Linked DNA regions of Homo sapiens: all the other regions are linked to region 1. Evidence: chromatin contacts called from ENCODE Hi-C or POLR2A ChIA-PET data. All regions are on one chromosome and are shown on one strand. Each heading gives the region's core, a stretch centred on a gene start or an enhancer-like site at or near the end of the contact. The rest is flanking DNA. Distances are from core to core; before and after follow the strand shown. Region 1 holds the start of LINC02937 (long intergenic non-protein coding RNA 2937). Region 2 has its middle 28 kb from the start of NFIL3. Region 3 overlaps AUH (AU RNA binding methylglutaconyl-CoA hydratase).

Region 1 (2,850 bases), core at 169-2,668:
CCTGTGCTTTGGGTCTCCTTTGCCATCTGCAGCTGGACTAGGGGTCTTGGATTGCCAGGGAGGCTTCTGTGAAGTGGGCTGAAGAGAGCCCTTCCTCACTCGGAAGGCACAGCACAGCCCCGCCGCATTTATAAGTGAAAAGGGAGACCCCACTGTGATGGGGATCCTTCTGCCATTCCCCCAAGACCCCGGGATTGATGAGAGGCATTCAGAACTGCAAGGGGCATGAGGGGGCTGTCATGTCCTTGTCTGGGCGGCCTCCCAGGCTCAAATTGCTGCCTGAGAACAGGTGGCAGAACATTCCTGAATATTTAACCCTTGGCTCGCAAGAGTGCAGGAATGACAGTTCTGTGCCTGAGGAAAAGATTCGTGTCACTCGCACCTCACTTAGGACAACTCGTGCTTTACAGAAATTTACTAATGTTAAAGAATGATTTGTGGTTTCTTTGCTCAAATACAGGAAACTGACTTTTCTCAAAAATGAACTCTCCCTACCAATCTGCACCATGAAATTATTTCAGCAAACAAAAAATAATGGTTGCCCATCACCGCACACTGCGTGTGACTCAGCCATCACTCACAGGCAAAGAAGGGTGTTCTCTCCTCTCCCTGTCAGTTACTAATTCTCTGTAAATGACCATTTGACATCCTGGCCGGGGAGGATTCAGATCAGAGATGACTTCCCCACTGCCACAAAGTATGGTTCTGGGAAGGACAACCAGCCCCAAGGCCACGAAGATTCTGAAAAAGTTTCTTCTCATTTGAAGTCCAGTATTTCCTCGGCCCCATTTTTCTGTTAAACAATCCTTTTCCCTTGGAGATTGCTAAAGCTTAGCTCCAGGGCCAGCCTAAGCTCCAGCAGAACTGGGAGCGTCTCCTGTGTCTACATAGCTCCCTTCCCTCCTGCCTTCCTACTATCAAAGGAGAAACAGCGTGTAATTTGATTTTTTCCCCTTCTCCTCACTTGCCATACTGTGTTCTTTGCCTGGGCCTGTGCCTCTCCTTGCAGAGGCTGTGGACAGGAGCACCGAGAGCCACTTCCTGGAGCATGCTCCCCACCCCCGCAGCCTGTGGCTTCAGCCTCTGCTTCTGCAGACAGCGGTGGAGGAAGTCAGGACTGTCCCTTCTGACCTGAACACCTACCTCCAAGTCCTCCCTGTCGCCACAGAGACCCGGCAATGCAAGTGAGTCCTGTTTGACCTCGTCAATCATCGCAGACTGTAAAGGTGACTCGGATGCTCAAGAAACGAGCATACCCAGCAGTGGGCCCCAGACTTCTCGCAGGCCCAGGTCCTCCTGGGTGCACAGAGACCTACCAGACAACGGTCCGGCTGCACTGGTGTTGTGAGATGCCTGTGTCAGAAGACACTGAGTTCCTCACTCGCCTCCTATCATGCCGATGATCACAGGAGAAAGAGCAGGGCACATGCATGCCAGCATGCTGAAGGGAGGCCAAAACCCATGCTTGAAAACCACAGGTCCTGTTCTAGGAGCAGGAGATATATTTAGCCAAGCAGGATGTTTGTGGGTAAACCAACATTTTGCTGTAAATAAAATTCTGCAAACTCGGGACTTTGAGAATTGCAGAAGCTTACTTTGCCTGCGTATTGGCAAGAGAGCTATTTTCCTAACACAAGCTCACCATGACCCTCATTCAGAGATGCGCTTGACGCCGAGGGTGGTGCCTTTTCGCTAAGGGGTGCTGTCAGGGGATTGAGTAGGAGCCTGAAGAGCTAGGAGTATCTTCTCCCTGGGCAGACCAGCAGGCAGACCCTGTCCCTTCACACTACAGTGGCACGTGATGGGCCCCACTGCCCACCTGGTTCTGGTGTCCAGGCTGAAGTCCTCGTGTGACACTCCAAACTGTTCTGGCAAGGAAGGCTCACGGGTTCTGACCTACACTCTGAAACTGACCAGTAGTGATAAACTCCGCATGGACTTCAGCCATCATTGCGTACGTAAGAAATACGTGTTGCACACAGAGTGCTTCTCTACATTCCCAGGTTTGCCACTCCCCGACTTTTGCTGAAGCAGGTTTCTACTCCATCAGTCCCACAGATGTGTTCACAGGGCCAGCACTGAGTGTGGTGCTGGGGAAGGCATGTGCTTGGAGGCAGCCCTGTGAGATGGCACAGCCTAGGGGAGGAGTCGTGGTGGGGAAGACCCTGGCCACGCATGATAGAGGAAGCGTGGCCACACAGTCTTTGCTGTCCCTGCCACAGCATGGTGCTGTAAGTCTCCTCCTTCCGAGTCTGTGCAGACTTATGTGACACATTTGACCCAACAGAAATGCAGCATTTGTGGTGTGTGAAAGTTCCAGACCAGGCCACAGCGAGCTCCGTGGCTTCGGCTGTGTCTCCTGGAGCACTTGCTCTCAGGACCCCCTCTCTCAGAGCCCAGGCACCACGCCGTGAGAGAGCCCCAGCCACAGAGACAGGCTACGTGTAGGTGCTTTCATCAAAGTGCCACCTGTGCCTCCCCGCAGCAGTGTCAGGCCACCAGCTTGGACAGGCAGCTCCAGCCTCCAGTGGAGGCTTCAGAGGACAGCATCAAACAGCATCCACAAAGGAGACCCACCTTGTGAAAAGCGCCTAGCCAAGCCCTGCCCAAATCCCTGGCCTGTGCAATTGTGAGCAAAGCAATTCAATTTGGAGTGGTTTTATGCTGCAGTAGGTGACCAAAGCACTATGGAAGTGAATATCAGGAGCCCCTCACTGGGATGTCAGAAGACATTCAAGGAAGGTTTCCTGGAAGATTTAGTACCTCAGGTGGTACAGGAGAAGGTGAGATGGAGAGAAAGCAACCCCAGTCTGAAGACGCAGTGGTAAGAAAGGGTCATTCCCCTGGGCA
Region 2 (2,850 bases), core at 177-2,676, 230 kb after region 1:
TGGAGACAGGGTCTTTAAAGAGGCAATTGAGTTAAAATGAGGTCAGTAGGGTGGGCCTTCACCCAATCTGACAGGTGTCTTTATAAAAAGAGAGAGTTAGAGGACACAGACACACACAGAAGACCATGTGAAGATGCAGGGAGAAGACGTCATCTATCTGCAAGCCAAGGAGAGAGGCTTCAGAAGGAGCCAACCCTGCCAACACCTTATCTTAAACTTCTAGCCTCCAGAACTACAAGAAAATAGATTTTTTGTTGTTTAAGCCTCCAGACTGTGGGACTTTGTTACAGCAGCTCTAGAAAACCAAAAGAGCCACAAATACTCATATATAGTATGTCTTCATTCTAATGGTACATTAAAAAAAAGATTACTGCCTCATATTGATGTTTAACCATGTGTTTGATGTTCCTGCTTTTTAACTTTTAAAGATTCTTTTATAATTCCTTGCATTTTACCCTCAGAATAATCCAATGCATTCAGAGAAATCAGGTATTCTTATTTTACAAGTGAAGAAACTGAGGCACAGAAGGATTAAGTGACTTGACCAAAGTCTTCTAGCAAGTGGTCTCCTGAACCGACAGCCTTTCTATGTACCACATTCAACCTATCAAATGGAGTATTTCACAATAACTGTCTCTGCTGGTGCTTATTTCCACATAGGTCACATTCATTCAGCAAACATATTGAGCAACTAGTTTGTGTCTGTCTTTCTTAGGAGTTGAGGAGACAATGACGGAGAGGACACAGTCCTGCTTTTGAGGAGCACATGGTCTAGGTGTGTTGACAGACACATGAACAACATTTTATATAATGTGAGAAACACTATAATCACAGCATGAGTACGGCATTGTAGGGACACCACTGAGAATGTCTTTACAGATGTGGTAGAAACTGAGTGGGTCTTGAAGAATTCAAAGGAGTTTGTCAGACAGGGATGGGGATTCCCAATGGAAGAAGCTTCATGTGCAGAGGCCCAGAGTTGTGCAAGGTGGGAACAAGGACGCTGAGGATGGAAAAGAGATTGGAGTGTGGCAGTGCAGGGAGGGGGAGATTTCATACTTGTCTACTAAAAACGTTAGATACCTTTAGCTTTATGACAAACTCACTGTTTTGTGGTTCTTCATTTTTCACTAGTTTCACCAAGACAGACTTTTTTGGGGGCCGTTCCTATAGATCTTACTTCTCACATTTTAATGAGTATGATGTATCACCTGGGGATTTTGTTAGAGTGCAGATTCTGATTCTGAGAGGGGCCTGCTAGTCTGCATTTCTAGAAGATTCCATGTCAGATTCTCGCTGCTGGAGCCTGGACCACACTTTGAATAGCAAAGCTTAGTCTGTAAAGTAAGAAATCAGAAGATTGGGTTGACCACATTTGTATTTTAGGAAGTTAAACCAGACAAACATGTGTAAAACTGGTTGTAAGCGACTTGCTGCTGCAAGTCACAAAACAAAAGTTCTGCGGATATGTATCCTGTGGGTTATGACTCATTTCAGGAATTCCTCAAATGGCAAGAATACCTCAAAGATTCATGAAATATGCATTATTTGAATGTACTATGTATGTTTCTTCCTAATTTAATACTTTAGTCCTAGTATAGAAGTGGAATTTTAGTAGAATTCTTATAAGTAAGTAGTATGTTTCAATTACAGGATATCTACAGCAAAAAATAAAATGACTTAAAAATAATACAAATAAAACCAGCAGTAGTTGACTTGGTGCCATCTTTTCTCAGGAACGTGAGTAATGACTGGGTCCCATACATGGAGAACAGATTGCTCCACGCAAGGCCTATTAGAAGTTAACACCAAAGCAGATGTTCTTGAAGCTACTGTTACCATTATAGATGCAAATCCAGACAAGCTGTTCCCATTTTATAGGAAAAAAAATGTAATAATAAATTACCATACTTACCTTAATGGCTTAATAAGAATTCATTAGTGAGCATTCATAAAAGAGGATAAGAAGTTTAAAAATGTACTGCTTAAAATAATTAATACTTTTATCACATCAGAAGCCTAAGACATAGTAAGCAATAGCAGATGGTAATTTTAATATCTTACAAATATCATGAAGGCTGCTGGAACCCAAGGTAGAAAACTGCAAAATACAATGACTTTGGGGTCAGTTGTAATTATAAAGAAGCTCAAAGGTCAGAGACCAGATGGAATCCCTCTCAAGTTTAATCCAGAGATGTTTCTCACAAAGAATTTAATAGGTGATTGCTTTCCCTCAAAGCCTATTTGAATGCTAGCCCTGAAAGAATTTACAAATTTTAAAGGGGGAACTTGGCCGGGCACGGTAGCTCACACCTGTAATCCCAGCACTTTGGGAGGCCTAGGAGAGTGGGTCGCCTGAGGTCAGGAGTTCGGGACCAGCCTGGTCAACATAGTGAAACCCCGTCTCTACTAAAAATACAAAAAAAAAAAAAATTAGCCTGGTGTAGTGGCACATGCTTGTAATCCCAGCTACTCAGGATGCTGAGGCAGGAGAATTCGCTTGAACCTGAGAGGCGGCGGTTGCAGTGAGCCAAGATCACACCATTGCACTCCAGTCTGGGCAACACAAGCGAAACTCCGTCTCAAAAAATTATAAAATAAAATAAAATACAGGGGGATCTTATATTCTTTGGCCTTATATTCTATAAGGAGCTTTCTGGTGCCTTGAATCAACACAATTCCTGATGGATTCAAAGCCAAACTTTATGTAGTTTCCCATTGCCTCATTAAACTGCTCAGTGGTAGAAGCTTTTTCCTGTCCACTGGAAGAACACTAAGGCAGGCTATGACTTTCCTTGTTCATTTTTAGGTAATAAACAAGTCTTAGGCATGTTATAAGACAAACATAGC
Region 3 (2,850 bases), core at 260-2,759, 140 kb after region 1:
TCAATCCTTCTGCCTTGGCAGCTCTGCTTTTAACATGCAGCCACATCAGAAACGATAATGGAAAGCAAGAGAAGAACAGTGACAACTCTGTGCCGTCTGCTGTGCCCAGTTCTCAGTCTCAGAGCCCGAGGACACAGGCAGAGCTGAGTCTCTATGGATATAGTGTCCACAACGATGAATATGGGAGATCAGTCTACGTTGCTCTCATGAGGTAACAGGTGTGTGGGCTGTGGCCAAACAGTCTGGGTTCAAATCTCAGTTCAGTCACTTCTTTGGGGCTTCTCTCCCTTCTCCAGTTTCCTCCAGTGCCCCAAAGTACCTGCTCTGAGGGTTGTTATGCAGATGGAGTGAGTGAATACATGTCAAGTGCTAGAATAACACTGGGTGCCTGGACTGCACACAGTAAGCAGTGGGCACTAATTCTTTTCACTCTTTTTCTATTCACCTCATAAGATCCTCAGAAAACCATTCAGGAAGAAAGTGGACTTCAAGGAGATTCAGTTATCATTACTGTAGCAAATGGTGATTTAGTACTTAGATTAACATCCACAGATTAATTGCTTAATCTTCACAACAGCAACAGTCATTTCCCCCATTTCCTCTAAAGAGGAAGATATTGGCCTAAAAAAGGGAGGACCTCAGATTCTTTTCCTTTTTTTCTTTCCTTTTTAATTTTTTTTTTTTTAAACAGGGTCTCCCTCTGTCACCTGAGCTGGAGTGTAATGGCACGATCATGGCTCACTGCAGCCTCAAACTCCCAGGCTCAAGTGATCCTCCCACCTCAGCCTCCCAAAGTGCTGGGATTAGAGGTGCAAGCCACGCGCCTGGTCCAGGACCTAAGATTCAAACTCAGTTCTACCTGACCCAAATCCTGGCAAGAAACAACACAAGACTTTTTTCAGGTGGGAATTTCGAAAACACCATTAGGACCAACAAGTGACTTTTTGAAAATATTCTACTCAACAACAGGAAGCAGAATAAAATATTTAAAATTACCTGAAGAGTAAACACAACCTTCACTTTTTTAAATTATGTTTTTAACAGGATTAATTCTTACCTGCTACTCGTATATCACAGGCTAAAGCCAGTTCAAGACCACCACCTAAAGCGAGTCCATCTATTGCTGCAATTGTTGGTACTGGAAGATTAGCTGAAATGGAAAGAAAATTTTATGCTTCCTTAATAAGATTATTATCTCACTGTGTAATTCATTTTTAATTTTTTTCTGTGAATTTATGCTTTAAATGGGAGATCATATACAGACTTTTGTATCCCTTTTACCTTTAACAAAATATAAGCATTTCCATCATTATTCTTCAAAACATTATATAATTACTGTATAGTGTTCCATCACATGTATGTGCAATATCTTTAAATCTTCCCATATTATTGAATTACTTTCATAAACATTTTTTGTTGAATTAACAGAATCACAGTTCTACGATTTCTTAATCTTAGAGCCAGAAGTCTTTCACAAGATGTTTGGTTCATACAAAGTTCAAATTGAAATGACTTATACATAATTGTGAAATTTATGATCCTTTATGGGCTACTTCAGTGCTTGGAATGACAGAGTCTCATTCAAAGAAAGACATCTGCTCAAACAAGAAAGAAACTGTCCAAGTAGTTGCTGTGGCATTGGCCCGTGAGCTGTCATTTAGTGAGGAGCCCTAACATTATGAATGGGAGCTGGAAAACAATCAGGCTCTTCCACTTCAGAGGCAAGATGCCCTGAGAACCTGCTCACAAGCATGCCTGGAAAGGGGTCAGCCAGTCACAGAACTAAAAGCTCAACTTGCTTGAATCCAGAAATTGAGTATTATTTTAATACAACTTTTGTAAATTATGACATACAGATTTCATTTTCATAACCAGTTCAAAAAGTGACTGGTTTTATTAGTTATTCTGAAAAGCAGAACTCTATTAATTTTATTTCTGACTATGGGAATGTGAAGCAAGGCTGGCCAATGTTAATATATAACAGAAAGTGGATTTTAAAAAGGTAATATCGGCCGGGCGCTGTGGCTCACGCCTGTAATCCCAGCACTTTGGGAGGCCGAGGTGGGAGGATCACCTGAGGTCAGGAGTTCAAGACCAGCCTGGCCAACATGGTGAAACCTCATCTCTACAAAAATACAAAAATTAGCCAGGCATGATGGCGGGTGCCTGTAATCCAAGCTACTCAAAGAGGCTGAGGCAGGAGAATCGCGTAAACCCAGGAGGCAGAGATTGCAGTGAGCCAAGATCGTGCCATTGCACTCCAGCCTGGGTGACAGAGTGAGACTGTCTCAAAAAACAAACAAACAAACAAAAACAATAAAAAGGTACTATCCCCCAAAATCTCTCTCTTCCATTCTGATATGTAAAATCCCCCAGAGGCTCACTCCTTGACTCCTTTTAAAATATACAAATTTGCTGAAGTACACTGAGTTTTATTCATAAATAAAGGAATTCATCACTTATTGAAGATCAAGTCTGAAAAGGCCAGGAAGGAGCACATATACACAGCTGCCGCCTGAAGCACTCCCAGAAGAGCAGGCGTGGAAGGGGCTTTTGCACAGGCAGTATTTCACTATCTGTACCTGTCTGAACATTTAGGGGTTGGGGGTGGGGAGGGACTTGAAAGGACAGGACAAATTCAAAATGTGCTTTCCAGAACACTTAGTGAAAAAAATAACAGCTATGTCAGGGTTTGCAGTCTGGAAATGAGTTTAATGTGCAAACAATATCTAGTGAATTTTATCTGGAAAAAAGAAAAGAAAAATCAATAAAAATATAAAACAGCAAGTTAAACTGAGTCCTTCCCAAGGTCATCCTGAGCTACTACAAGTAGAATGTAATGACTTTGGT

What was found. A loop is a pair of places that touch in the nucleus more often than their neighbours do. ChIA-PET counts read pairs that join two places held with the same protein, here RNA polymerase II (POLR2A). Pooled maps may share reads with other maps.
Region 2: a loop to region 1 is called in a pooled map, with 3 times the contacts of the local background. The contact joins the enhancer-like site here to the promoter of LINC02937 in region 1. A Hi-C loop is called at or near these places in 2 of 37 single-sample maps with no recorded cell type and 9 of 50 pooled maps. POLR2A ChIA-PET finds 5 or more read pairs at or near these places in 4 of 52 experiments (MCF 10A, activated T-cell and activated naive CD4-positive, alpha-beta T cell).
Region 3: a map of CD14-positive monocyte shows a loop between it and region 1 (2.0-fold over the local background). The contact joins the enhancer-like site here to the promoter of LINC02937 in region 1. A Hi-C loop is called at or near these places in 1 of 168 maps with a recorded cell type or tissue (CD14-positive monocyte), 3 of 37 single-sample maps with no recorded cell type and 6 of 50 pooled maps. POLR2A ChIA-PET finds 5 or more read pairs at or near these places in 2 of 52 experiments (activated CD4-positive, alpha-beta T cell and activated CD4-positive, alpha-beta memory T cell).

The regions. Positions count from the first base shown.
Region 1 is chr9:91,161,862-91,164,711 of GRCh38, forward strand. It overlaps LINC02937 (long intergenic non-protein coding RNA 2937), which reads right to left and starts at 1,419. Exons shown (of 6, transcript NR_184105.1): 1 at 1,144-1,419. All of the region lies in intron 2 of LINC00484 (long intergenic non-protein coding RNA 484), which reads left to right. RefSeq lists enhancers at 1,379-1,428, 2,826-2,850.
Region 2 is chr9:91,394,550-91,397,399 of GRCh38, forward strand. No RefSeq gene overlaps it. Among named protein-coding and RNA genes, the nearest start is that of NFIL3, 28 kb to the right of the region's middle. Within about 2 kb of position 1,427, at least 5 of the 41 ENCODE cell types and tissues checked have a DNase peak (open chromatin) inside an H3K27ac peak, as active enhancers do.
Region 3 is chr9:91,296,927-91,299,776 of GRCh38, forward strand. It overlaps AUH (AU RNA binding methylglutaconyl-CoA hydratase), which reads right to left. Exons shown (of 10, transcript NM_001698.3): 5 at 1,058-1,150. Among named protein-coding and RNA genes, the nearest start is that of AUH, 64 kb to the right of the region's middle. Within about 2 kb of position 1,510, at least 3 of the 41 ENCODE cell types and tissues checked have a DNase peak (open chromatin) inside an H3K27ac peak, as active enhancers do; they include CD14-positive monocyte, where a contact is called at or near this core.